2 separate regions of the Homo sapiens genome follow, and region 1 is linked to region 2. A link is an interaction called in ENCODE POLR2A ChIA-PET data of the cell type or tissue named here. Cell type or tissue: IMR-90. All regions are shown on one strand. Links, peaks and the distances in the headings refer to the core of each region. The heading gives the core; the rest is flanking DNA. Region 1 overlaps GNAQ (G protein subunit alpha q). Region 2 overlaps GNAQ (G protein subunit alpha q).

What was found. ChIA-PET counts read pairs that join two places held together with the same protein. Peaks named below come from ENCODE experiments on the same cell type or tissue, not always from the same donor. Only the 100,000 strongest peaks of a DNase experiment are listed, where the experiment ranks them.
Region 1: POLR2A ChIA-PET joins it to region 2 with 5 read pairs; 4 of 35 experiments call an interaction of 5 or more read pairs at or near these places.

Annotation. Positions count from the first base shown.
Region 1 is chr9:77,765,741-77,781,921 of GRCh38, forward strand. The region is part of intron 5 of GNAQ (G protein subunit alpha q); the gene reads right to left. Among named protein-coding and RNA genes, the nearest start is that of GNA14, 130 kb to the left of the region's middle. In IMR-90, for the core only: no CTCF peak of the experiment used is centred there; no DNase peak of the experiment used is centred there.
Region 2 is chr9:78,014,874-78,029,458 of GRCh38, forward strand. All of the region lies in intron 1 of GNAQ (G protein subunit alpha q), which reads right to left. Among named protein-coding and RNA genes, the nearest start is that of GNAQ, 9.6 kb to the right of the region's middle. In IMR-90, for the core only: no CTCF peak of the experiment used is centred there; a DNase peak (open chromatin) is centred at 12,248; H3K27ac peaks cover 628 bases.

The DNA of each region.
Region 1 (16,181 bases), core at 6,800-11,799, 250 kb before region 2:
GCAATTCCACTTCTGGGTGTATACCCAACAGAACGGAAAGTAGGAATTTGAGTAGCACAATTCACGACAGCCAAAAGGTGGAAGGAACCCAAGTGTCCATTGGTGGATGACTGGATAAACAAAATGTGGTTTACACATACAATGGAATATTATTCAACCCTGAAAAGGAATGAAATCTTGACACATGCATGCTACATGAATAAATCTTGATGACATTATGCTAAGTAAAATAAGCCAGTCAAAAAAAGAACAAATACTGTATGATTCCAGTTATATGAGGTACACAGAGTAGTCAAATTCATAGAGATAGAATGGTGGTTGTGGGGGATGGACAGAATTACTGTGTAATGGGTATGGAGTTTCAGTTTGAGAAGATGAAAGTTCTGACGATCCATGTAGTGATACCTGCACAATAATGTGAATGTTTTTAGTATCACTGAACTGTATCTAACACAAAAATTAAATAGTAAATTTTATATATGTATATTTTACAATAAAAATTTTTTATCAGTGTGAAGTGTAAAATGAAGTCTGTTTTTAGAAAAAGCTCTTTGTTTCATCAACATTCTGTTTCAACGTTTCCTTGTTATTTTTCAGTGATTTACAGTTCACATGTAATAATTAGCTTGTAAAGTACATATTAGAAAGTGAATTGTTCTTGATAACTTCTGAAATACTTTCAGATGGGGAATATGTACTTTTAAGAATCCAGGAGAAAGAAAATAAACTCCTTTGTCCCTTGTGATTTTTGACTAAAAAATAATGCTCATTTGATGAGACTTCTGGGTGTCTCTGATTTTCTTTGAGTTTGATCCAGAAGAGAAATGAGCTTATTTTAAGTGAAGATGTTTGCTGTGTTCCAGGCTGGGCTCAACACCGGGGCAGGAGGAGTGTGGTGGGGGTGTAGGGTGGGAGGCTGGGGATGTCAGACAATAGTGTTCAGATGCCTGGGTTGCTGTTATGCACCGTTTTTTGCTACCACAGTCTGCAGTCCAAGTGTGGGTGTTTAACTAGTGACAACTGGAGCTGCCTTTGCCAGAAGGGAAGGACAGTCTATAAGGAAAGACTGGTTCTGAGTGAATGCCCTTTGCTCTTGTTTTGAACAAGGTGGCTATGTGGGACCTCTCTGGGGGTTACGAAAGGTATGGCTGTCCTTAGCAGAAATTAATTAACTTTAGGTTTTAATAAGCCCTGTCCAGTGCTTTTTTCCCTTCTGAAATACTCTCTGACTTCATGTTCTTAATCTCTATAAAACCTACATTTGGAAAGAGATTTTGGACAAACTAAATTACCCTAACACATAAATGTCAGGGAACGTTTAGTGTGTACTGGCACTTTAAAAGGGTCTGTCATAAACCAAATAAATGAACCTCTAACTTCATAATTCTTGATGTCAATGAGTTGGCAAGGGGAAGGGTTGGGAGAAAGGTATGGCGGCCCTCTAGGTTCCCCCAAAGCAGGGTTTTTCAACCTCGACACTACTGACATTTGGGCTGGATGATTATGTGTTGTGAGGGGCTGTCCTGTGTGCCGCAAGAGGTTCAGCAGCATCCCTGACCTCTCCTACTAGATGCCAGTAGCACCCCCTAATTGTGAGAACCCAAATGTCTCCACACATTGAGGGGCAGGATGGGGGGACAAATTAGCCTCCCCCTAACTCTGCTGAGAACCACTGCTCTGAACATACCATGTGGGTGGGCAGTCAGCTGCTCTGGTAGTATGCATCACTAGCTACTCTTGTCAAGGAGCTTATAATCTCACTAAGGCACTCAGATCTACACTGAAATTATCAGCAAGTAATACAAGCCAGGGTATAAGACTAAGCACTTGAAAGTGCAAACAATGAGTGTAACTTTTTAGATTTCTACAAGAAGCTCCTAGTGCAATTCGATAAAATGGGATGAGACTATTGATACCTGAAGAAAAGCCTCTTGTAAAAAAACTCTTAAAAGGTGATAAAACTACTTAAAGAATAATTTAGATCCCAATTTGGTCTGTCTTCGTAGGATTTTATATGCACATCCTCCCCCACCTTTATGTCCTCTCAGCCCATCCTGACACTTAACACAGGTAAATCTTGAAGTCATGGTGCCCACCTACAACCTGCCCCTTCTGCAAGAGTACCCTAATATACTCTCCAAATACAAGGAGTTTATTGAGTTTTAATGTTTTGAGGTTTTAGTGTTCACGGTCTGAGCCCCAAATAAGTAGCAAATTATCAAAGGAAATTATATTTAGACTTTTAGATTAGAAATCATTATATTATTAAAATAATCATGCATTTACTATATGTCAGGGACTGTGCTAAATATTTCACATATATTGTTACTGAATCTTTACAATAACCCAAAGACAGGTGATAAAACTAAGGCGCTGAGAGCCTCAAGGTCAAACAGCTAGACAGTGGCAGGTCTGGGATTTGAATCCACGCAGTCTGGCTATAGAGTCTGAGCTCTTAACCACCACACAAAACTGCCTTTTAGAAGAATTCTATGCACTTTTTGCTAAAACTGCTAATGGGAAGTTAACTCTGAATAACCCCAAATACTCTAATCTCTTTGGGCCTCAATTCTCTCAACTGTAAAAGATGACTGAACTAGATGATTTATTAAGACCCTTTCTGTGCCTAGATCATGATAAATGCTCAATAAATATTTAGCCCTGGAATTTTCTGCCATGTGATATTCAACTCAGAGACAGGAATGTCTCCACCTAAGCTTGATGTTCAAGTGAAATACTGTGGAAGAAACACTGAGCTTGGGACTTGAAAGCATGGGTTCAAAGGCTTTCCCCTTCTTGCCACAAGATGCACTACCATCTTGAGTTTCACTCTAAGACAATGGACTGGTTAACTTTAACGGCAAGCAGAAAAGCAGTTGAAGCATCCCTTTATTTTGAGAGGTGTTTTCTGAAGAAATCTGTCTTGGGACTTTTGTTTAAGAACTAGTTCTTCTACAGGTTCTACTTCAACACTGCTAAACCACTCAGGAGTCCTAAAGCAACCTGGTGGATTTTGAAGCTTGGAGAGACCTCTCGGTTAGCAGTAGTCTTAGACTGGGCTACTGAAGATGTTCCAGGGCACTCTTGGTGTTGGCATCATAAAGATTTCTCCTGTAACATTATTTATGACTCCAAAATGTTCTGAGTGGAGTTTCTGACTGAGTAGTAAATTCTGAATAAACTCACTCTGATAACAAAGTAGAATGAGATGGCTAGCACTGAGAATTCCTTAATTCTGCCAGTGATATGCAGACACCAATAAAAAGGAGGAACTGTGTTGCCTGGGAAGACAGAGGGCAAGGTAAACCTTTGCTCCTTGAACCCCACTGAAGTAGCACCTCATGTTAGACAGCTAAACAACTGTTAGAAAAACAAATCGGCCTGGTGCGGTGACTGCTGCCTGTAATTCCAGCACTTTGGGAGGTTAAGATGGGTGGATTACTTGAGGTCAGGAGTTTGAGACAAGCCTGGCCAACATGGTGAATCCCCATCTCTACCAAAACATAAAAATATTAGCCAGGGGTGGTGGCATGCGCCTGTAATCCCAACTACTTGGGAGGCTGAGGTGGGAGGATCACTTGAACCTGGGAAATGGAGGTTGCAGTGAGCTGAGAGATTGCGCCACTGCACTCCAGCCTGGGTGACAGCACAAGACTACCTTAAAAAAAAAAAAAAGGAAGAAGAACTAATCTGCCAAACATTATTGAAAGGGTGGGCACAGCTGCTGGAGGAAGGAAATGGGAACTGCAAACTCCATTCAATATTCACATAATTCTGTAACACAGGCAGGAAGAAGGTGAGGTAAGAATGCACGTGTTTCTTATCTACTGAGACTATGCTACTCGGTTGAAAAGAAAACGAATGCAGACTGTAATAATTCCAACAAGAATGACCCTTTTCTTTAGTAGAAAAAGACAAGAACTCTTTTTTTTTTTTTTTTTTGGGATGGAGTCTCGCTCTGTCACCCAGGCTGGAGTGCAGTGGCGCGATCTCCGCTCACTGCAAGCTCTGCCTCCTGGGTTCATGCCATTCTCCTGCCTCAGCCTCCCAAGTAGCTGCGACTACACGCGCCCGCCACAATGTCTGGCTAATTCTTTTTGTATTTTTAGTAGAGACAGGGTTTCACTGTGTTAGCCAGGATGGTCTCGATCTCCTGACCTCGTGATCTGCCCGCCTCTGCCTCCCAAAGTGCTGGGATTACAGACGTGAGCCACCGCGCCTGGCCAAGACAAGAACTCTTAGTGGGGATTGTGTATTTGGGTAATGAAATAACAACAAGTAGCAGCTTTTCCTCATAATGATGCACACTAGTGAATGGTACTGAATAATTAGTGAAATGATTGGTATAACTTGAGAAATTTCAGGTTTGAGAATTTAGCATATGGTCTAGGATATTAAGAATTCTAAATGAATTTCAGGGTTTCGAGGGTTATATGTATGTGTATATAATTCAACAAAGTTAGGTTTACAATTATAGGGTTTTTTCTCTGTGGATAAGAGGAGAAAGAACACAACATGTAATGATGAACATTTATTCAGTCTGATAATCAACAGAAATTGTATCCAATTAGATGCTGGTTAGTTTATAATGTGCCCAGTGCTTGCAGGATTTGTGGAAAGACAGGTAAAGGCTTCACTTCCCATCCCAAGACCCCAAAAAACACAATCTTAGCTGAAACCAGAAAACTCGAGGCCAGTGCCTGCCAGAATAAAAAACAACAACAAAACACAGGGAGCTTATTATTAGTGTCAACAACAGGCCTTTGTCGGAAAAGATCCTCCCACTAGTGTTTTCTCGTTACTGTCTTTCCCTTCGGAAGCAGCTCTACTTCTATGTGAACTAGCATCTGAAATTCCAACCTGTGAATCATTTAGTCAGATGGCTCGGACTGCCCTAAATTACCTCAAACATTTTATAAGCTTTTCCTCTTGGCTTAACCAGTCCCAGAGCAAGAACTCGGGCAAGAACTTGCTATTCAGTGGGAGGAAAATTGAACATCATGGACCTCTGGTCACTTTAGTGAGTGCTGAATTAAAACAAAACAAAAAGATTGTATATGTTTTGTATCTGTGCCACAGGAATTCTTAATGAGCACCAGGCGATTTGGAAATTTAATCACAAAGCAAAGATAACACTGCTTAAGATTTTTATTTTTCAGATCATGAAAAATAAAACATTTTTCATTTTCTGAAAAAAATAAAACATTTTTCATTTTCTGAAAAATATTTTCAGATCATGAAAAATAAAACATTTCACCCAGTTCTTACATAGTTTTTAGTAAGTCGGTTTTTGGAGGTTAAGTGGGTCTATCCATTATCCCAGTTCAATGGGCAACCCTAAGATGAGAAGAGGAGGAATCACTGGTATCACTAACACCTACTTTAGAAACTCAGTTTAATGAACACATAACCTGAATGCAAGCTCTTTTAAATTCTATGCTATCTCTTTCCTTTTAGTAAGTTGACAGTCTATTTAAGGGATGTGGGGGCCATAAGGGGATGGGAGAAGTGGGGCATATATTAAACTATAAGTTTGGGCTGCCATGGATTCAATGATTAGTTCTGAATGCCCTCATTGGGCACATCAGCCTGGTACCACTGGGGAAGTGAGGCAGGAAATCAGCTGCTAATTAGAGTATATATTAACATGCTGCAAATTAATCAGGAAGAGCACGTTTAGTGTCATTTTCTAAAAGAGAATTAAAATTAAGAGGCATCAGGTGAAACTAAATTTAACAGAAAATGAGAGATATATTCCTCCTGTTAAGTATCACGTGCTCTGTGAGCACAGGCGAAGACAAGGATGTCTGCAGCTCTCTGGGTATGGGAAAAAAATGATTCTGGACTACCAATCTCTCATTTTAGTGTTTAGTGGACAGGACTGGCTACAGAATCTGCAGGTCCCAGTGCAAAATAAAAATGTGGGGTCCTTGTTTAAGATGGCCACAGACAGAAGAGTATTAAACCAAGTGCAGGGCCCTGTGGAACTGCATGAGGTTGCATGTCTGTGAAGCTGGCCCTGTTAGTGGAAGAAATGTTGCATACTGAAACATACAAATTGAGCTGAATTTATGGCTATGGTTGTTTCTGAAAATTACTTTACCTTAAATTGTGTCACAGAAAGGGGGAAAAACAGCAACCACCCACCTGGACTCTCCAATCAAAAACAACAAAAAAAAACCCACCCTGGAAGGCTGAGGAGCCAGCTAATTCCCATCTGCTGCTGTGTGCCACTCTGCATTCACCCTTCCGCCCAATGCCTGGACTGGAGTGAAGAATAAGATCCTAGTAGCAAGCAGATTACCTTCCCATTGACAACAGTAGTTTACAATTGAAGAGCACTGTACGGTGTAGACCTGTAAACTTTAAAAATTATGACCCATATTAACAACTATGTTTTATATTGTACCTAGTCCCCCAACCCACACACATGTAAATATAATGGAAACGAAAGTTTCATGAAACAATAATTCACCTGACTGTGATATCCTTTAACATTTTCTATTCAATTTCATTTAAATGTATTTATTTCACTTTTTTAAAGATGCTGCTCATGACCCCATCATATGGAATTCACTGCCCAATAATGGTCCCAATTCACTGCTGTGCGGAAACTCCCAGGTTGGAAAAGATTGGTACCTGGCCATTGTTTTTCTCCACCAAGTGTGCTCTGCTCCCTGCCCCCAATCTTCCTGGAATACATTCTGCCTCTGACCACTGGGGTCAATATTAATTTACACTGAGACAAACCTAGTACTACATCCCCTTTCGGTGGGATTTTCCATTTTGGAGTGGAATAGAAACTCCCTTTTCTCTTGGGTTGCAAGGCTGAGCAGGTACAATTCAGGACTGTTTGAGGAGAAACAAAACAAAAATCAGAAGAGAGAAAGAGATTCCCAACCAAACTCCTGGTTCAAGGTACTAATAAAGCATCTTCACCCTGGTTCTTCCTGGTTACGTCAGCTAGTCTGTGAGAATTTTTGTCTTTTTTCAACAACAAAGCCATGACTAATACAAACACTGTAATAGAACATGTAAACAGATAACAAATATATGTTATAGATCAAGGGTGTCCAATCTCTTGACTTCCCTGGGCCACAATGGAAGAGAAGGAACTGTCTTGGGCCACATGTAAAATACGCTAATGCTAAAGATAGCTGATGAGCTAAACAAAAACAAAAAAACCACAGAAACACGCCAAAAAAAATCTCATGTTTTAAGAAAGTTTACAAATTTGTGTTGGGCTGCATTCAAAGCCGTCCTGGGCCACGTGAGGCCCACAGGCTATGGGTTGGACAAGCTTGTTATAAATATTAGTAGCTGTATCTTAAAAATATTGTTTTCAGTCCCTTTTTTTGGGCATGTTAAACCTTTTCATTCTCTTATTGTAAAAGAAATTTTCTTAAACCAAAGCTTCTTTATTTTTCAGCACTTACACAAATAATACTTTTCCCCATATTTTAATCTTATTTAACAAATAATGATTAAGCTTATGACTCTGGCTGTGAGGCATAAATGTCAAATCAAAGAGTTCTCTTAAGACAGAATTAGCCATAGATGATAATGTTTCCAAATGAAAGTTATAACACTAACTTAGCACCAACAGTAATAACAGTACCTTAAAATTGATAGTATGAACTATAATTTACTGAACATCTGTGTGTTCCAGGAAGTTTGTATGTTATCTATTTTAATAATCCTCACAGCGCTTTAAGAGTAATGATATCCTCATTCTTCACATTATGAGGGAGGCACAGTGATATTAACTTGTGCAAGATTAACCAGCCTGAAATGAGTGAAGCTGTGATTTAATCCAAGATAGTCTGATTCTATTTCCCTGTTGTCTCTTCAGGGACTGCCTTGGATTTGTACCTCACAGTTGACTAATGTTCCACAAAAGACACTACACTTTTTTCTTGTTCCCATTTTAAAGTGACGATTCACATTATATTCATTGGCAATTCAAAAATATGCTGCTTTTCTTCATAGGTTCCCGTGTGAAAACATGTTAGAGATGTTACTGTAGGAGATTTAACTGAGGCAGAATAAGACCTGAAGAATGGCACATATATTATACTGCCCCTGGATCTTAATCTAGGCTCTCTGAAGAACATTTCACGAAATCCAGACCCTTTATTAATTATTGAGCTTGGTGTCCCAACCAAAGTGATATTATAGAATAACAAAGCCACAGCAAATGATTTAAAGTTTTATAAAATGTAGGTTCCCTGCTAAAAGACAAATTCTTCTTCTTCTTTTTTTTTTTTAAAAAGGAAGACTCAGATGGTACTCAAGAAAGACCTCAGCTGGTTAAATTTGGCCACCAAAGTGGTCCACATTCCTCTGGCTTTGAGACCACAGCATTTTCATTTGATTATCTACATTGTAGAGCATATAGTTATTTTAAGCTTTACACTCTCTGCATTTGTTCCATCTAAGATGAAGGAACAAGTGTGGAGATAAATCTTGGTGTCATAAAACTATCTCCTTTATTTCAATGAACTCTTTAATTTGTATTACTTCTAAAAGATGTATCAGTTTTGAAGATATTTTCAATAAATTGACAGAAAATGGATGTTAGAACTAATACTGCTACGTTTGCTAAGCTTCTCGGACCAGACATTTGTACTTAATTTCTCCATTTGCTTGTAACTGCATCTTATCTTTCTGAAACCAATCAGAAAAAGAGAAAGCTGCCTAAAATGCCTTTTAAAAAAATAAAAGAAAAGAAAAAATAGAGAGACAGGTTCTTGCTCTGTCACCCAGGCTGGAGTGTAGTGGCACAATCATAGCTCACTGCAGCCTCAAACTCCTGGGCTCAAGTGACCCTCTGGCTTTGGCCTCCCTAGTAGCTAAGACTACAGGTGTGTACCACATGCCCAGCAAATTTCTTTATATTTTTTGTAGAGACAGGGTCTCACTCTGTTGTCCAGGTTGGACTCCAACTCCTAGCCTGAAGTCATCTTTCTGCCTTGGCCTCCAAAAGTGCTGGCATTACAGGTTTGAGCCACCATGCCCAGCTCAGCTTACTTTTATTTTATTAGATTTTAATCTTTAAGATTTCTTATCTTTTAAGATAATCATTATTTCTTTAATCCATGTAAAATGGATTGTTCATGTAAAAATTTAAAAATGCAGGTAAGTAAAATAAATAAAACATAAAAACAAAATGACCTTTACCCCAACTATTCAGAAATAATCCCTGCTAACAGTCTGAATTAATCTTCCAGGCATATATGTATGCACCTATAATAAATATCTGTATTATATGTCTTTAAAAATCAGATGCATGCTGTACGTGCTGTTTTGAAATTATTTACATCAATATATCATGAGCGACTTTCTGTCCAATATTAATTATACATCTATATTACCATTTTTAGCATCTGCATAGTATTTTATTTTTTAGGTGTACTCTGAATTTGTTAATCGATTTCCTACAATTGGATAATTTAATTATTTTCATTGTTAACAACTTTGAGCAATGTTGTCTTTGGGACATGTAACCTACTAACTACAATTAGCAATAACATTTCTACCAGTGGCATTACTGGATCAAAGGGTATAAACACCTCAAAAGATTTTATATATTGTCATACTACTGGCAGATTGTACCAATTTATCCTCCTATTAACAGTATCTAAGAATGTTCACTTCTCCTCATCTCTCTTTTTTTTTTTTTTTTTTGAGACAGAGTCTCGCTCTATCACCCAGGCTGGAGTACAGTGGCGTGATATCAGCTCACTGCAAGCTCTGCCTCCCGGGTTCACGCCATTCTCCTGCCTCAGCCTCCCGAGTAGCTGGGACTATAGGCGCCCGCCACCACGCCCAGCTAAATTTTTTTTTGTATTTTTAGTAGAGACGGGGTTTCACCATGGTCTCGATCTCTTGACGTGATCAGCCTGCCTCGGCCTCCCAAAGTGCTGGGATTACAGGCATGAGCCACCACGCCCAGCCTCCTCATCTCTCTTTTTATCTTTGCCATTCTAGCAAGTAAAAAGGCACTTTCACTCATCAATTGTGTTTCCGTAATTATGGCATGCTGAGATTTACTTTTAAAATTCAGTTTAGATACTTGGGGCGCTGAGGCACAAGAATCACTTGAACCCAGCAGATGGAACCTGCAGTGAGCCGAGAATGTGCCACTGCACTCCAACCTGGGTGACAGAGCACGACTCTGTATCAAACAAATAAAAAATAAAAGAAAAGAAAAAGAAAAAAATTCAATTTAGAGACAAACTTATGGAATGGTGGAATAAGGACCTCTAAAAATCTATCTTTCCACAAAAGTGGCAAAAATTGTCAATATCAACTTTTTCAGATATCTGGAAATTAACCACAGGCTTGCAACAACATAACATTTATTCAAGAAAAACAGCTGAATCTAGGTGACAATAGCTTGTTTTGTGCAACTTGTGTTCCTCCCATCTCCCTTTTCCAGCTCTGCAATAGCCTAGAAAACCAACAGCTTCTCAGCCACAGTAGCTGTGAAAACCAAAAGTAACATATTAAATGTAAATGAACTAAATACGTTAGTCAATAGACAGAGATAGGCAAAATGAATTAGAAAATGACCAAACTACATGCTGGCTACAAGAGACACAATTTAGATTAAAAGACACATTGAAAGAAAAAGGACAGAAGATGACGTACCATGCAAACAGTAACCAAAAGAGAGCTAGACTAATATCAGACAAAACAGACTTCAGGGTAAAAATTATTACTAGAGACAAATAAGTACATATAATAAAGGTTAAGTCAATCAAGTAGGCATAACAATTGTATGCTTATGTGCAATAATAGTGCAATAACAATTTGTGCACTGAACAATAGAGCCCCAAAACACATGAAGCAAAAATTGACAAAACTGAAAGAAGAAACAGACAATTCAACAACAGTTTGAGACTTCAAGATTCACTTTCAATAATGTATAGAACAAAAAGGCAGAATATCCACAAACAAAAACACAATGAAAAATACTGTAATCCAACTACAGCTAACATATATCAATAGAACATGCTACTGAACAACAGCAGAATATACATCTTCTCGCATGTTCAGGTGGCAGTATTCCCCAAACTGATCTACATAGTCAACATCATCCCTATCAAATCCCAGGTGCCTTTTTTTTTTTTTTTGGCAGAAACTCACAAGCTGATCTTAAAATTTATGTGGAAATGTAAAGGACTCAAATAGTCAAAACAATCTTAAAGAAGAATATAGGTGAAGGACCCATACTTTCTAATTTCAAAGCTTACTACAAAAGACAGTGTGGTATTGACTTAAAAAAAGACATGTGCATCAGTGTAATAGAACTGAGAATTCAGAAATAAAACTTTATGTTCACGATCACCTGGTTTTCAACATGGGGGCCAAGACAATCCAATGTGGAAAGAACAGTCTTATAGTAAATGGTTCTGGGACAACTGGAAAACCACATGCAAAAGAATAAAGTTGGGCCTTTTCTTATACCATATAAAGATGGTCCTAACTTACAATGGTTCAATTTAAGATTTTTCAACATTATGATAGTGCAAATGCAATATATATTCATTAGAAACTGTAATACCATTGTAAATCAAGAGCATCTGTATAAAAACCAACTCAAAATGAACAATATACTAAAATGTAAGAGCTGAAACTACCAAAACTATTGGGAGAAAACATAGGTGTAAATCTTTGTCACCCTGGATTAGGCAAGTTTCTTAGATATAACACCTAAAGCACAAGAACCAAATAAAAAATAGACAACCTGAACTTCACCAAAATTAAAAGCCTTTGTGCTTCAAAGGACACTATAAAGAAAGTGAAATCCCTACAGAATATAATGTATTTGCAAATCATATTTCTGATAAAAGTCTAGTCTCCTTTATATAAAGGACTCTGACAACTCAACAATAAAAACACAAGTCTATTAAAAATAGGCAGAGGATCTAAATAGACATTTCTCCAAAGAAGAGATACAAATGCCTAATAAACACCTGAAAACCCCATTAGCCTTTAGGGAAATAAAAATCACAATGAGATACCATCTTATAACCACTAGGATGGCTAAAATAAAAAAGAAAAACAATAACAAGTGTTGGCTAGCATAAGGAGAAACTGGAACGCTAACACATTGCTGGTAGGACTGTAAAATGGTATAGCCACATTAAGAACAGTTTGGTATGTCCTGAAAATGTTAATCATAGAACTACCAAATGATCCAGGAATTCTACTCCCAGGAATACACCCAAGAGAAGAGAAAACCATTTGAATAATTTGAATTGTATGTTCACAGAAAAAATTGTACATGAATGTTCACAGCAACATTATTTGTAATAGCCAAAAAGTATAATCAACTCAAGTATCCATCAATAAGTGAAGGTAAATAAAAACTTTTATTTTTCTTACTTATTTGATCTAACAGATAACAGCTCTAATAGCAAGTGTTCAATTATGTATGTTTTTATATATACATAGTTTTACACGTTTACACACACACACACACACACACACACACGTATTCCTCTATATAAGGGAAATGAATGACAGTAATACAAGGGATGGAAAGAAGGAATTAAAAGTATTTTGTTATTACAAGGTACTTGTGCTACCCATGAAGCAGTATAGTATTCTTTGAGTGTGGACCTGGGTTAGTTGTAAATGTACATTGCAAACTCAAGGGCAACGACTAAAATAAAAGAAGTATAACGAATATGCTAAGACAGCAGAGAAAATGAAATATAAAATGGTCAGTTAAAACCATAAGAGGCAGAAAGAGAGTGGAAGACAAAAATAGGAATAAAGAACAAGGGCAAACTAGAAAACAATAATGATCATGGTAGATATTATTGCAATATATCACTAAACACTTTAAATGTGAACGGTCTACATACACCAATTAAAAGACAGAGATGGCCAGAATGGATAAAAAAAACCACAACCACATACATTGTCTATAATAAACCCACTTTAACATAAAGATATAAATAGAATAAAAAACAAATGAATGAATATATATGATGCTAACACTAATGAAAAGACAAGTAGCTATACCCAAGTAGCTGTATTAATTTCAGACAAAGCAGGCTTCAAAGTAAGGAAAGTTATTAGGCCTTACATAATGATAACGGGGTCAATTCTCCAAAAAACTCTAACAATCCTTAATGTGTATATCCCTAACAAAAGAGCATCACAAAACATGAGGCAAAAACTGATAGAAGGAAAACAGATAAACCCGCTATTACAGTTAGAAACTTCAACATCCATCTATCAGAAATGAACAGATCCAGCATGCAGAAAATCAAGAACATAGCTGTATTCAACAATGCCATCAATCAATTAGATATAATGGCCAGCTGTTGATTACTTTATCCAGCAACAGCAGAATGCACATTCTTCTCAAGCTCACACATAACAGTCACCAAGACAGACCACATTATGGGCCATAAAAGACACCTTAACAAATTTAAAAGAATGAAAATCATACAACGTCTGTTTTCATACCACAATGAAATGAAACTAGAAACAAATAACCAAAAGATAACTGGGAAATCCCCAAATACATGGAAATTAAACAATACAGTTCTACATAACACATGGGTAGTCAAAGAAGTTAAGAAGTGTTTTGAACTAAACGAAAAATTAAAATACAACTTATCAAAATTTGTGGAATACAACAAAATCCATGCTTAGAGACAAATTTATAGTATTAAATGCAAATATTAGAAAAGAAGAAAGATCTAAAATCGATATCTAAATTTCCACCTCAGGAAACTAGAAATAGAAGAGCAAAGTAAATCCGAAGTATGCAGAAGAAAATAAGTAATAAAATTTAGAGCAGAAATCTATGAAATTGAAAACAGGAAATCAACAGAAGAAAATGAAACCAAAGCTGATTCTTCGAAAAGATCAATAAAACAAATACGCCTTTAGCCAGGTTAACTAAAAAACAAAACAAAAAAAAAAAAAAAAAAAAAGAGAAGGCACAAATTACTAGTATCAGAAATCAAAGAGTGATCACTATAGATCACACGGACGTTAAAAGGACAATCAAGGAACACTAGAAAAACTCTATGCCCAAAATTTGACAACCTAGATAAAACAGACCAATTCTTTGAAACACAATTTGCCAAAACTCCTATAAAATAAAACAGACAATCTGAATAGGCCTATATTCAGTAACCGAAATGGAACAACAATTAACCTTCCCGAACAGTAAACAGGCCCAGATGGAATCACTGGTGATCTCTTTTTTTCTATAAAACAATGTTTTAAAATTGGCACATAATAATCATACATATTTATGGGTACATAGTAATATAGCAATATGTATAATGCATAGTGATCAGATGAGAGTAATCAGCATATCCATCATCTCAAATGTATATCATTTCTTTGTGTTGGGAACATGCAATATCCTCCTTCTAGGTATTTCAAAATATATAACATTTTATTGTGAACTACATTAAAATAGTGCTACAGGACATTAGAACTTATTCCACCTATTTACCTGTAATTTTGTATCATTTAACAAATCTCTCCCTCCCCATACCCTTCTCAGCCTTTAGTACCCTCTGTTCCACTTTTTACTTCTATGAGATCTACAGTTTTTTTTCACATATAAGCATATGCAGTGTTTAACTTTCTGTTTCTGGCTTATTCCACTTAATGTAATATCCTCCAATTCTATCCATGTTGCTGCAAATGATAGGATTTCATTTTTTTTTTTTTTATGGCTGGACGGTACTCCACTGTGTACATACATACTACATTTTCTTTATCTATTCATCTGTTGATAGGCACCTAGACTGATACATTGGCTACTGTGAACAGTGCTGCAGTCAACATGGGGGTGCAGATCTCTCTGATATAATAACTTCTCTTTGCTTTGGATAAAGGCCCTATAGTGAGACTACTGGACTATATTGTGGTTCTATTTGTAGTTTTTTGAGGAACCTTTGTACTGTTCTCCACAGCAGCTATATTAGTTTACGTTCTCACCAATAGTGTACAAAAGTTCCTTTTTTTCCACATCCTCACCAGCATTTGCTATTTTTTGTCTTTTTGATAATGGCCTTCCTAAGTGGGGTGAGATGATACTTTATTGTGGTTTTAATTTGCATTTGCCTGATGATTAGTAATGTTGAGTACCTTTTCATGTATTTGTTGACTGTGTGTCTTCCTTTGAGAAATGTCTCTTCAGATCATTTGCTCATGTATTAATTGGATTTTTTTTTTTTTTTTTGCTGTTGAGATGTTTGAATTCCTTGTATATTCTAGATATATATTAACCCCCTGTTGGATGAATACGGATATTTTCTCCTATCCAGTAGGTTCTTTCTACTCTGTTGTTTCCATTGCTGCACAGAAACTCTTCAGTTTGATATAATCTCATTTATTTTTGCTTTTGTTGCCTGTGGTTTTGAAATCTTATTCAAAAAATCTTTTCCCAGACCTATGTCCTGATGTTTCCCCTATGTTTTCCTCTAGCAGTTTTGTGTCTTATATTTAGGTCTTTGATCCACTTTGCGTTGATTTTCGTAAAGGGTGGGACGTGGGGGTCTAGTTTCATTCTTTTGCATGTGGATATCTAGCTTTTCACAACACCATTTATTGAAAAGACTGTCCTTTCCCCAATGTATGTTCTTGGAACTTTGTCAAAAATCAGTTGGCTATAGATATAGGGGTTACTGTCACTTCTGTCAAAGATTTAAGAAAGAAATCTTAGCAATTATCTACAATTCCTTTAAGAAGATAGAAGCAGAAGGAGGGAATACCTCCTAACTCATTATGAGGCCAGCATTAACTTAATACCAAAACCAGACAAAGTCATTCCGAGAAAGCTACAGACCAGTATCTCTGATAAACACAGATATAAAATTCCCAACAAAATATTAGCAAATCACATCTAACAATGTATAAAAATAATTATACACCACAGCCAAGTGGGATTTATCCTAGGTATGCAATGGGATACCTAGGTACAACATTTGGAAATCAATTAATGAAATCCACAGGTCAATAGGCTAAGAAAAAAATCATAGGGTCATATCAACAGATGCAGAAGAAATGTTTGACAAAATCCAACACCCATTCATGATAAAAACTTGCATGAAATTAGGAATAGAAGAGAACTTCCTCAACTTCATAAAGAACATCTATTAAAAAATCTACAGCTAATATCATATTTAATGGTG
Region 2 (14,585 bases), core at 9,586-14,585:
GTGGTCCCACAAGATTATAATGGAGCTGAAAAATTCCTATCGCCTACTGACATCGTAGTTATCATAATGCAACACATTAGTCACATGTTTGTGGTAATACTTGTGTAACAAACCTACCAAGCTGCCAGTTGTACAAAAGTGTACAGTCATGTCCTAGACCCTCACATTCACTCACCACTCACTGACACCCAGAGCAATTTCCAGCCTGCAAGCTCCATTTATGGTAAGTGCGCTCTATGTGTATCATATTTTATCTTTTATTACTGAACCTTTTCTATGTTAAGATATGTTTGGATACACAAATACTTACCACTGTGCTACAAAAGCCCGCAGCGTTCAGTACAATAACATGCTTTACAGGTTTGCAGCCTGGGAACAATAGGCTTTACCACATAGCCTATATGTGTGTTGTAGGCTATACAATCTAGATTTGTGTAAGTACACTCTACAAGGCTCACACAATAACAACATCATCTGGCCACAAATTTCTCAGAAGGTATCCCCATTGTTAAGCAACACATAACTGTACTTACATAGAGCAAAATTTCTGGAATAGGAGAAATTGCCACAAACACCAGAGTCATGGAAGACTTCTGCAAAATTCTCAGTACTTGGCAGATTCACACACAATATAAGGAAGCAGATTAGCAGCAAATATCAGTCATAAAATTAAATAATACACATATATTTATGGTTTTAAGACAAACACACATATGCATTTTATGTACCCATAAAACAAAAATTGACTATATATATTAGACTACAATAAATTCCAAAAAGTAGAAACAGTACAGACCACATTCTATCAAAATGACCTCAGAATAAATAACTAAGGTTGAAAAAAAACTACAACCACTTGAAAAATTTAAACTATATTAAACAATCTTGGTTCAAAAACAAAAATAAAAATTGTAATTTTAGAATATCTGTAAAAGGATAAGAATGCTACATAGGGACATGTAATAAAATGCAAAGCCTTAAACACTACTAATTCAAATTGAGAAAATATTTTTTAAAATAATCTAAGAATTCTGATTCAAGAAAAAGTAAAAAATAAACTTAGAAAAATTCCAAGAAAAAAGTAATAAAGATAAGAAAAATTAACAAGAATGTCAAGACAACTCAATGAGAAAAGAATACGTTTTTTTCAACAAATGGTGCTGGGACAACTGGATATTCACACGCAAAGGATTATGTTGAAACCCCACATCACACCACATACAAAAATCAACTCAAAGTGTAAGACCTAAAACTACAAAACTCTTAGTAGAAAAGAGACGTAAATTTTTGTGACCTTGGATTTTTCCAATGGTTTCTTCCATATGAGACCAAAAAGCAGAAGCAATTCTTATAGATAAACTGGACTTCATCACCATTTAAAACTGTTGCGCTTCAGAACAATTCTGCATATAGCCAAACCTATCATTTAATCTTATCAGTTCTGTTCTTTTCCCCCTTGGAGACATTTGTCCTAGGGCACTCCATCTTTCCATAAAGAAAACCATCAAAGTTTTAGAAATATATAAATTAGGCCAGGCACAGTGGCCCACACCTGTAATCCCAGCACTTTGGGAGGCCAAGGTGGGCGGATCACGAGGCCAGGAGATCGAGACCATCCTGGCTAACACAGTGAAGCCCTGTCTCTACTAAAAATACAAAAAATTAGCCAGGCGTCCCAGCTACTGTAGTCCCAGCTACTCGGGAGGGCTGAGGCAGGAGAACTGATTGAACCCGGGAGGCGGAGGTTGCAGTGAGCCAAGATCACGCCACTGCACTCCGGCCTGGGCGACAGAGCAAGACTCTGTCTCAAAAAAAAAAAAAGAAATACAGAAATAAAGTGAAAGCTAAAAGTGATAGAAAATCTAATTCAAATGATAAGTTCAGGCATCTGTTAATTATTTTTGTAGGCATGTTTTGTAATTTTGTTAGTATATTTTGTAAGCAGTTTAGAAAATAAAAACTGTAAAATGAATACTGATTCAATAAAATGCAAATAAACACAACAAAGACATGTCTTTTTTTTAACCCATTAAATAGACATAATCCAAGGACAGCTAAAACTGTTATGTGTTGTGTTACGTTACGTTATGTTATGTTATGTTATGTTATGGACCAAAACGGCTGATAATCAAACTCTAAAAAATGTGCATGAAAAGAATCATACAGCGTGCAAAAATACCCAACAATGTTCACTGTAGCACTGATTATAACATTTTCTTAATAGAATCAAAGTAAATATTCATTAAAAGGTATCAGGTATAAATGGTACTGTGCTGATATTTAACAATTAGTTCTTCCAGAGATGGGAGTAAGACCTAATCTGTATCTGCCAATTTCTGTGGTGTAAACCCTAGCAACATGTCTGATTTCAAGCTACCAAAGTTCGGTCACTAAATGTAAAGTTGAGACAAAAAAATGATCAAAACTGGCTTTCGTGAGCAGGTACAAACTAGCTGCATCACAGCACTGTATGATTCAAAATGCACGGAGGAAACACTAAACAGCCATAAATATGTTCCAAAAGATTTATATTAACATGGCAAGACATCCTACATATTACTGAATGAAAAAAATCCAATTACACATAGAACAGCTTATGCTGTGTCATCTGTGACACTGAAACTTGTATGTACATTTCACCTTCATTTTGAAAGAAAAAGAACCATACATCAGAGATGTATAACACACTACATTCAATCTAGTTTTGTCCATAACAATGGCAGTAAATCTAGCTTTCATGGAATATCTAAAGCAGATCATGATTTTTATTTTAAAACAGAATAGCAAAAGATCAACAGTTTTGGCTTGATAGTAATTAAAAACTTCTGTATCAAATAATACAAAACAAAAGGAAAACAACAGACTGGGGTTAAGTTTTTGGCAATAAAAATGACAAAAGGCTAATTTCATTTGTAGGTTTGGAGTTCAAAAATAGGCAAAGGAAATGAAGAAACAATTCACAAAAGAAGCAATTCAACTAGAAACAAACATGGGGAAATGATCATTCTCACTAATGATCAATGCAAAGTTTAGAATTATGTACCATTTTTGCCTCCTAACTTACTGATATTCTAATAATATTGTTCATGATGCTGGAAACTGTATACAATCGTTTCAGAATATGTTTTGGGTGTGTATAACCAAGGTTGTAAAATTTTTCATATCCTCAGACCTAGAAATAACATTTCCATGAATCTATTCTAACAAAATTATGTGTGTGCATGTTTTAAAAAGCTATCTCCACCAAGAACTTCATCACAGCATTATTTTTAAAATGAAATCATTGGGAGAAACCTAAATGTACAAAAAAAAAAGAGTAAACAAGTAAACAATATACATCCTCTCAAAAGAATCTTATACAGTCTTTTCAAATGTTAATATGAAGTCTACATAGCCACATAAAAAATGCTTACAACCTAATGTTAAGTTGTACAGTATGATCACATCTATGTAAAAAACATAAAAATAAAACAGACTATAAAGGAATGTGCAAAAAGAGCATGGTTCTTAGTTTAGACTGGTATATTTTTGATAAATTTATGAATATTTTAAAAAGTTTTATTAAATTTTGTGCAAAAAACTTGCATTATTTGTAAAATTTCAAAATCACTGAAAAACAGGCTATAAAAAATAATGTAATTAAATAACAGAATGTGGGTTGTCATTCTTTCAAAGACTAGCATGAAAACAACATAATGTATTTCTTAAGAATGTCAGAACATTAAGTGGAAGAAAATAAACATTTCTTCTCGACTCAAACTTGGACTGTCTATTAAGCACAATAGCTTTTCTCCTTACCAAACTTTTTTTTTTACTATTTTACAAACAACCAAACCACCAAATGACAGTATCTCAAGTGCTCTTATTTCATTCCAAAAAGAGAATAAAAGACAAGGTAAATTCAGGCCACAGCATACTGCTTAAGGATACATTATAGTATAAAACATAAAGAATATTTTTAATAGAAATCATTGTGTCAACCCACAAGTAAGGACTAGGCATGCACAACACATTAATTCTGAGATGGATACACTGTAATTTGAGTAGCAATTCATAGGTAGACTCCAGGGGTTTAGAAACATCCTCCCACCCGCTGCAGAAGAATCTGTTCTCATAACAAGCATGGCCTAGAGTAGAAAGCCCTACAAAAAATACGTTTCTCAAAGGACAGAGCTAGTGATTTTCATGAAAATATACTTTGAATCAGGATTTCCCTAAAGAAATATTGATGAAGTCCTGTAATTTCCTCCATTAAAATGCCACTCTTTACCAAGATGTATTGGATAAGGAAACACAAACTGTTTCTCTGAAAATGATAAAGCAATATACAGGTATTTTCTCCCATATAAGATGAGAAAATGCATGGGACTCATTACTACAAGAAGTGGTATGTGCCCAAAATTTGTAATCGTTTCTAACGTGATCTGGATAACATCTTAGATGGTAACCCATGGCAAAACAGGAGAAGGTAGAATGTTCAGAGGACACCCATTCGTTAGCTCTGAAAGACAGCAAGAACCTTCCACCTCCAGACTCCATGTCAGAGCCAAACTTGACTCCAATAGGAGATAGTGCTTGCCAATTCATTAATTCTTGGACCATTAGAATGTAATTGATAAATAAAAATATAAAGGTTCATTTCAAGTACCTTTTGTTTCTGCACTACTGAGTTTTTCTCTCAAATTATTAAAAATTATTCAAATTAACCAAAACATATGCAGCTTCATTTTGAATGTCGGTCATAATTAGAGACTTTAGGAACCTTTAGGCCAGGTGCGGTGGCTCAAGCCTATAATCCCAACACTTTGGGAGGCCAAGATGGGTGGATCACCTGAGGTCAGGAGTTTGAGAGGAGCCTGACCAACATGGTGAAACCCCGTCTCTACTGAAAACACAAAAAATTAGCCAGGCATGGTGGCAGGCGCCTGTAATCCCAGCTACTTGGGAGGCTGAGGAAGGAGAATCACTTGAACCTGGGAGGCAGAGGGTGCAGTGAGCTGAGATTGCGCCACTGCACTCCAGCCTGGGTGACAGAGTGAGACTCCATCTCAAAAAAAAAAAAAAAAAAAGAAAGAAAAGAGACTTTAGGAACCTTTAAAAATCCTAGGGAAAAAGTCTGCTCTTAGGCTTGGATGTAATGGCCCAGAACATGAAAAAGACACAAGAGAATACATCCAATTGATAGGTGCCTTTTCTCAGCTAAAAGGTGTTATTTCTACATTACATGCCTCCACTTTGCATGAATCTACCTGGCAAGAATATCTCATGCTATTGCTTATTTATTTATTGCCGTGGGAAACTGAGAGCCATTTTACTATAGGAGATGCAAGCCAAGCAAAAGCAGATTTCCTGAGCAAGGATGTCTCAAGAGACATCTCATAACACATCACAGGATTAGCAGAGTTCTCAAAACAGTAATAGATGCATTTCTATCACCTGAAACAGCTGACAGAAAAAAAAACATGGAGGAAACATGTTGCAAATTTTCTTTATACTCTGTCAAGGGTTTTTCTCGGGACACAGCTTCATGAGAGTTCTATGCTCACCTATTTAACCACCTCTGGGAACAAAAGGACAGGAATGAGTACATGCAACACAAACTACTCCCATTCCACCAAGGCGTCTACACTTACTTGCTCATCTCCCAACCCACCATCTGGGTGAGGAAGGGCACAGTGGATGTGACAATGAGGATGAAAACACGTGGTAGGATGGTGGAGGCGGCCAGAAGAGGCAGCATTGGTCTGGCTCTTCCTGATTGAGAACATCAATCCAAGGCATCAGGCACCTCTCCTTTGCTCTTCTCTCCTTCTCTCCAGAGCCCAGCAAAGACACAATGGCGCTACCCCTATTGGCAACAACACCCTCTGCCCTTCCAAGCCCCACGGGACTCCCTATTACTCTACTTTACCCTATGTCTGTTCTTTTCCCTGGCACTCATTCAACTGCAAATGTGAGGTCAAGGTAAGGAAGCCCAACGCTGATAAGTTGATGAGGAGAAGGCCCTGGGCCAGGAGTAAAGTGGGCCTAGGAATGCCAACTGCCTGCCTGGCACCTCCAGTGGAATTAAGCTTTTCTTACATTTCTCCAGAACTAGCATGAGAGTCCAGCTGCTCTTTCTTTGGCCACAGAGTCTTTGTCCAGAATGCAAACGAGGAACACAGGAAGCTGCTTTTTTTTTTTTTTTTTTTTTTGAGACAAGGTCTCACTCTGTTACCTAAGCTGGAGTGCAGTGGCACGATCACAACTCACTGCAGCCCTGACCACCCAGGCTCCTAAGTAACTGGGACCACAGGCATGGGCACCCACGCCCAGCTAATTTTTGTATTTTTGGTAGAGACCAGGTCTCACCATGTTGCCCAGGCTGGTCTCGAACTCTTGGGCTCAAGCAATCTGCCTGCCTTGGCTTCCCAAAGTGCTGGGATTACACGCGTGAACCACCACACCTGGCAAAGCTGATTTCTTAAGGTTTCTCTGATCATGGTCATACCAACTGAGAATGGCTCAGAGGCCACAGCATTAGATATATTTTAAGGCAAAAAATTATAAAAATCTTTTACTTCTTTGTATGCATGCTATAGATGTTTCTACCATTATCTGTTTTTCTGCTTTTAATGAAAGCCCCAAGAAAATAAAGGCACAGTGATGGAAAAAGAAATGAACACACAAAATCCATCCAATGTTTAATTCTAAATCTTTCCTGGAAAGCCCTAGAAAAGAGACCTGCTAGCTCCAAATATAAAGCAGCCCCCTAGATGTGCCCTGCTGGGCATTCCCAGTGCTCAGGCTCATTGGCCAGCCAGCTGTCACTGAAAATGGCAGAGATGGGCTTGGGCAACAAGATTATTTGCAGGCAAAGGGAAAGCAATGTTGTGTTTGGCTTCAGTCACACATACACTAAAGAGAAGCAACGCTTAAAGCCCAATGAAGAAAAAACAAACAAAAAGAAGTAGTAAGTCAAAGGAAGCTGCTTGAGGATACGGAAGAAAAGACCCAGTCCTGAGCCGAGCAGCGCTGGAACACTGCGTCTCTCGGGCTCCACCTCTGTGCCTCCCAGGATATCGCCCTTCCTGCAGGAAGCAAGAGACCCATGCTGATATGACAGGAGGTTTCTGATACCATTTCTTGTGAAGACATTGCAAACTATCAGCAGCATGCCAGGCGGCACCAGGGGAGCTCTGGACAGACTTGCTAAGGCTTCATTCACAGGCCCCCCTCAAAGTGCTCCCCACTGCAGGGCACTCAGAGTTATTACAGAGGTCAAAGAGAAGAGCCAGGCCAACCCGAAGGAGCCCACCAGACCTGGCAATGCCTCCTAGTAGAGCCCATCACTGCTGGAGACAGCAGCAAGCTTAGACCCTTCATCCAGGGGTGAGTTTGGGCAGAAAGTGGCCGAGACGCCAAAGCTGCAAAGGGGAAGGAGAAAAAAATTCAAAGTTCAAATGGTCCTTAGAGATCATCTGCTGCAATCTCCTCATTCTACAGGTTTTTATAGAAAAAGCAAATGATCAAAATACCCTGAGGTTAGTTATGTGGGAAAAAAAGATTCAGTAAGCAGGGCAGGAATACTTCACCCCACTTTCAGTCACAGATTTTAGAAAAGATATATGTAACGAATCCAAAATGCACAGCCATAAAAGGTGCTTATTTAGCCAAAAATAAAAAATAAAAAACTTTCACAAAATTAGTCTGCCATTGTTTTTAAATTATTACATGTCTTACCAATGCTCAAAAATATATCACAAGAGTTACAGAGACAAGAGAGTTAAACCTGGCAATCTTTTAAAGGCAAACTGAACAAAAATTAAAGTCATCTTGTATTATTAGAACAAGTCACAGGAAATGGGTCATCTCTCTAGGACAAGAGGAAAATTGCATTTGCCATCTGCAGAAAGAACGCATACTATAATGAAGGAGCTCTGCAAAGCGCAGGTCCTAAATATCAATTCACATGGCAAGAAAATACCAAAACAAACCCACCACAAAAATGTACTCAGGCTGATTGGGTATAACAAAAGTAAAGGCCACTGCTATTGCCATCACCCTTAACTATCTGTATGGAAATACAATCAGAAAAAGATGTTAAGGCTTGCAAGTCACTGAGAAGAGGGTTTTCAAATCATTAAGTGAGGAAGATGCCTACACATGCCTACAGCACCTTCTCCCCTTCCAGCATACGCACTGCATCCGATTCTGAAACCCACTGGTCCGTGATAGATTATCCAGCACTGGCTCACTAACTCTCTGCTGGTAATCATGAACCAATCTCAAGTCCCTGCCCTCTGGAAAAGGAAGGAGGATTTTACATTGTGTTCAGTAACAATTTATTTTTGCTTTACGGACCAGAGTAAGTATTGCAAAAGAAAGTTAATCATTGCCTAAACACACACTCACAAATTCCTTCCTTTGAATGTATTAAAGCACCCAACTTCCCCTCTCACCAGCTCACAGCCACATGATGTCTCACAGAAGCACCAACTTGGAAGTTCTCTAAATCGTATGCAAATGTGCAAGTCAGAGAATCTGAGGAACCTCTTTAGCATCTGTTTAAGAAAGATGTGATGAGGAATTAAATGGGTGGGTGGTATTCACATGAAAGGGATGGGTAGGGGGGCTACAGAAATCACTGGTAGACTGAAAAGGGACTGGGTAAATCACAGAAGCATTCCTCTTTAGAAGCAACTAGATGCCTGCAGTTACCAGTAAATACATGGTGGTAGAAGATCTCACCAATCACCCTGTTGCCCCTACAGTAAAAGAAAATGTAGGAAAGAAACAATAAAAATGAAAAAAATTTTTCAACATAAAAAAGAAACAAAAAAATTCTATTTCTATTTTTTAGCAAGTGATGCTGATTAAAAAAAAAATTCTTGGAAAGCACAATTAATTCATGATTTTAGTTTTCCAAAGGGAAAAAAAATGAGGCTATCTCCTAGAAATATATGTAACTATGTGTCTAAACATCACTGTTCGCTTCCGGTAACAGAGCCAAAAAGTCTGGCTAGATCTCTTTTTCTTTAATTTGTGGGTCAATTATGTGTGTATAAACACACACATATTGTATATGTGTGTATATACACACACACACACTATAATGGCATTAGTAACATTTTCGTTCCCAACTGCACCACAATCCATTACTTGAAAACAACTATTTTATTTCTAAAGCAGACATATTGTTCACAATCCATGATTAATCCTGTAATAAAGGTGCACAGATTGTCAGATTTCAAAGAACTTGTGTGTGTAACAGCTTTCCATTGGAACAGCTGGATCAATTGCTATTGGCTTTTAACTGGAAACAATATGAGAATGTTCAACCGAAACATTGTCCCAAGAGAACAAATGAGAGGAAGGCAAGAAGGCAAAAACTGTTCCATCTTTAAAACGGAATTCCTTTCACTGTGCGCCCGGTGGCCCACAAAACAGCAAAGAGGAGTGGAAAATGGAGGACATATGGATGATGCCTATTAGAAGAAAGCAGGGAATTTAAATTCACTTCTTCCGATTACCCTCCATTCTTTTTGGAATCCAGCTTTCCACACACATCCCTAGTTACTGATAATAGAATCATCAGGAATTGCGATAAAGATACAAGAGCAAGGATCTTTGCCTTCACGGAGCTTCCAATCCACTTAGAAACACAAGGTAAAATCATCCGCATTCCCCAGTCCTGTGATCCCCAGGAAGCTCCTACAATGGCCTTCAGATTATTTTGTCTCTTTCTGTGTATGAAAACCCAATAGAAAAGCCAAAGCCAGGAAGGATAAAGTCAGAAGGGCATGTCAGTACGAGGACATCAGCTACAATACAAGAACTATGCAAAGTGCTTAGTCTTTCCTGTCGGCAAATAAGACATAAGGAGCATCTCACACAGCACATTATTTGGCACATAGTAGGTGCTCATATTTGTTCATTTGACTAGCATTCTGCATGAAACTGTTCCTTCTTAAGTTATGCCTGGTTAAAAAAAAAAATTAGAGGAAATATTTTTTAATAACTGACAAGTATATGTTGAAAAAATGGATTTGAGATATCTTCATAATTTGATTTTTAAGTAATACTAATTTTGTTCTTTAAAATTAACCATAAAGGCTTTTAACAAAATATTCTGCACTGATTATGGCTATGTATAAAGGTTAACAACAGAGCTGTATAGTTAATCCAATTTGGGATTCTCGGCACTGCAACATGGACATTTATTTTTGTTTTTAAAGCCCAAATTCATGACCACCTAGGATGTGTTAACTCATTTCATCAGTATGCCTAGGTCCTTTTACTACATGTTAGATGAGAAATCAGACAGATTTTTACATATCGGTAATGTAACAAATCAAAGGTGATTGTTGAACAACTTCCTATAATTTTATTTTTTACATATCGGTAATGTAACAAATCAAAGGTGATTGTTGAACAACTTCCTATAATTTTATCAGTAACAGCTATTCACACAAAATAGTGTTTGGGTCTGAGAGCAGCTCTTTCTTTAATGTTACTCCATTCGGCAGAACAAGAGTAAACGTTCACGGTTTACTGTAGTCAGTTATTGCCACAGATTTAATTACCAACAATCGCACATTTTACCTTCTATTGCTATTTCACACTTCACTAGGATTAAGTCTGCAGAGATCTTAACATAACTTAAAAGGCATTACAAAAGTTTTCCTTTGAAAAATGTGACTGCCTCCCGTTCCAACCAGGAAATTTGACTTTAAAATTTGTTGCTTCACAAACTTGTATTTTCCTCAACCCAATACAGAGGAAACAGATTCCCTCCACCTTCTGAGGGAGAAAGCAATCCTAACCTCCTTATAAAATGGCTTCTGTCTCTTCCAAGATGTACCCTTTGAGCTCCCTATTTTCCCTCTACAACATCCAATCAACATTTCTACTAATATTAACAGAATATTAGTAGAATAACTCCCCTTAAAGAAAAATTAATATGAATGCTGGAATCAAAACCTTCCTTAGAGAATCTTGTTAATTTCTTTTCAAGTGTAAGTGTGCCTGGATCATAAAGAAAAATCTGTTCCTTTTTTCTGCTAAGTTTAGCATAGCACGCAGCCTCACAACTGCAAAGGCTGTTTCAGGTCCTAAAAAATTCATGGGTAATAAAAATCGTAACTGTTTTTAATAGGCACTTCTGAAAACTGAACATAAGCCATTTCTCCTAAAGTAGAGCTGAGATGGTTTTCTTTTTTAATGAAAAAGATTCTATCAAATTTATTTATATTAAAATGGCTACTAAATTAGTCTTCTGGTTCTCCTTTCTAAACTTACTTTAGAATATGTGAATAGATAAACCTGCAATATTTTCACTGTTCAGCAGGGTTTTAATTTGTGTCAGATTTGCCATATGAAGAAATAGCATATAGGGGTAAGGATGGGACATTATATGGAGATCCAGACGATGAATCTACGTAGTTCAATGCAAAAAACTTATTCCGAAGGCTTTGTTATACAGTCAGAGCCACAGTTTTGATTTTTATGAGGGATGTTCCCACTTTGTTCTTCTGATATAAACTATAAGTACTTTGTTTCAACAACAACAAAAAAGGGAACTGTATCCAAATAAATCCTGACATTCAGAAACATATTCAACACTTGGAAGCTAAAAGAGTAGCAAAAAATAAAACCTGTTGGTCCTTAAAGCAGTCTCATAAACACCATATTTTGCTATTTTTAGGGAGCTGCTGTTATTGAGGTTACTTAGACCAAGGCTTTCACTCAATGGTTCTGAGTCACCATCCTAGATGGCACTGACCTCTAGGTTAATTCAGGCAATCAACATACCCACTCCAGTGAACCCTACTGAGGAGCAGTGGGAAGCGTGCTCTTTTCCAGATGTGTAGAAATTAACTTCCCATACAGCTTAAATTGGCTACAGCACTTCCAGCCTTCCAAGCCCCTTCTTGGTCTAAAACTGTATAGCTTTCAGTACAAATGCATATCCTTCATATTAAAAATGTTCTAACTGCAATTCCTGAAATTCTGTATTTAATTATGGTGGTTTTCCTCACGTTATTGTATAAGTCAATCACAAACACCCATTTAGTCATCACCTGTGCTCTACAGAGTATTAAAAATTCACTGAGCCCTGTACCATGGAGAAAAATGTATGGTAAAAAGATGAGAGGGTTAAACTAGCCTCTACACAATAAAAAGTAATAAAAATATAGAATGGTTTTTCTTTTCTTTAAACTTTCATACTTTAAGCATGACTGTTACCATTCTCAAATACATCCAGTACAGAACTGTAATACACTGGTTCAATGTGTGATGCAACATCTTACATTAACACTTCCTATCCTGGAATGCATTTATAATCAGTTGGCTCAAAGAGTTACACACAATTTTTTTAAGATCCTGATTTTATCTGCCACAGATAAAAACATTATATATTCCTATGTTTCTATACATTTATTCATTATTGTCTGGTCTAATTTCCAGCAGGAGGGTAATAAATAAATTCATTTACTCAGCCAATATTTATTGAGAGCATTCTACGAGTTAGATACTGTGCTTGAAGCTGGGATTTAATAGTGAGCAAAACAGACACAACCTCTACTCTCATATGTTTGCAGTGTACAACAGGAAGAAAATCTGTGCTCATATATAAAATTCATTTCAGAAGACCAAGACCATTTAAGGTCTTCCATTTAAGACTGGCCTGTCGCGACCAGCCTGACTAACATGTTGAAACCCCAGCTCTACTAAATGCAAAAAAAATAGCCGGGCGTGGTGGTGCATGCCTGTAATCCAAGCTACCTGGGAGGCTGAGACAGGAGAATCGCTTGTACCTGGGAGGCGGAGGTTGCAGTGAAGTGAGGTCGCGCCATTGCACTCCAGCTTGGGCAACAAGAGCAAAACTCCATCTCAAAAAAAAAAAAAAAAAGACTGGCCTAAACTTTGCCTGTTTCAATAGCGATAATTCAATCAATTAAAGGGGTTTACTAAGTCTTCCTATTTGATAATTAAGATCTAAAGAGTAAAAGACTTCAAAAACGTGTAAAATAAGAACAGGTTAACAGGAAAAAAATGTTTCTTCTAGGAACTGAAAAAAATTTCAGGATAACTATATGTAACATGAAGCAGGCACTCAAGGCCACTTGTATTACACAGACTTACAAATTATATTAAATGAGGTTATCTATGTACCACCAACAGAAATATTTAGTGAATATTCATGAAAATTAATCAATTAAAGAAAATATGTGCTTTATACCTACAAAATATATAAAAACATTAACCAAGTTAAAATGAAGTATGCTCTTGTATATCTACATAGAATACAAAGAGTAAGTTTTGAGTGTCAAACACTAACATAAATGAATTCAAAGAATGAATAAGTTAAAAGACAACAAGAAAATAATTCAAAATTTAATGTAATATTCTTATAGTGGTAGATTTCAGGGTTCACGTTTCTAAAGTTAAAATAAAAATATATAATATATAAGCATACGGAATAAATTTGGAAGACTGGCATAGTTGCCGAATATAAATCAACATAGCCCAAATTTTACTGCCATACTTTCATCTAGTCAGGTACCCACTAATTGTCTTTTTAAATGTCTCCATATTATTAATACACAAAAGTAAATAATTACATGAGCAAATGCAAGGGTACCCACTTTTATCCCTGTCAAACAAATCCTCTTCCATTAAAATGGTATCAAGCCTTGAACTAAAATTTACTTTGAAAACAATTTTACATTGATTTTCATTTCAAAATACTTATTCCTCCATAAACTAGTTAAAAATATTAGTAGATCTTTAAACTGTGAATGGATACATCTTATAATCTCCTCTAGATAGGTTTGTTTAAATGATAGAAGGAACCAGAACATTCAGTGTACTCATCAAAGCAGCGAATCAGGAATTCCTCAAATGAAATCCCTCCCTAATATCTTCCTTGTTGAAATCAACCGTCCTGGATTCAAAAACTCCTGAAATCACACTCATACACATACACGCACGCACAAATCCACATTTAGCGTATATTACTACAGAAATAGTGTAAGTATTGTAGTATTCATGTTGCAAAAGCAATATACCAAGAACATGAAGCAGTAGCAATTCTTGCATGATGTTCCGCTAATAAGAGGAAAAAAAAGTTCTCCACACTACCACCACTTTAGCAGTAAAATTGGTTTACACTTTTTCTCAGAAAATTATCTCCAAGTTCATTTTTAAAAGCACAGTGTTATTTAAATACACAGTATGGAATTAAGCATCCATGTAAGTGTATTTCCCTTAGACATTCAAACCTAGGCCCACTGAGAAACTCCCTGGGCTTTAACTCTTAGCTGCTGGGAAACTCAGAGCTGTCACTTTTCAGGCAAATAGGGTTGGCTGGAGAGACCTCAACTGCCCAGTTCACAATTAAACAGAAACAAAGACTGTCAACAGGGCAATAAAATAAAAAAAAAACACAATTCTTAAAACAAGTCTCTCTAAAATACGTGCGTTTCCCCTTAATTATACACTTAAAACACTCTTATTTCTTTTGTTCTTTATTTTCTTCTCAACCTTGAGAACTCAGAAAACATTCAACTGCCTGTTTTCAGCCACTAGAAGTAGCTCAA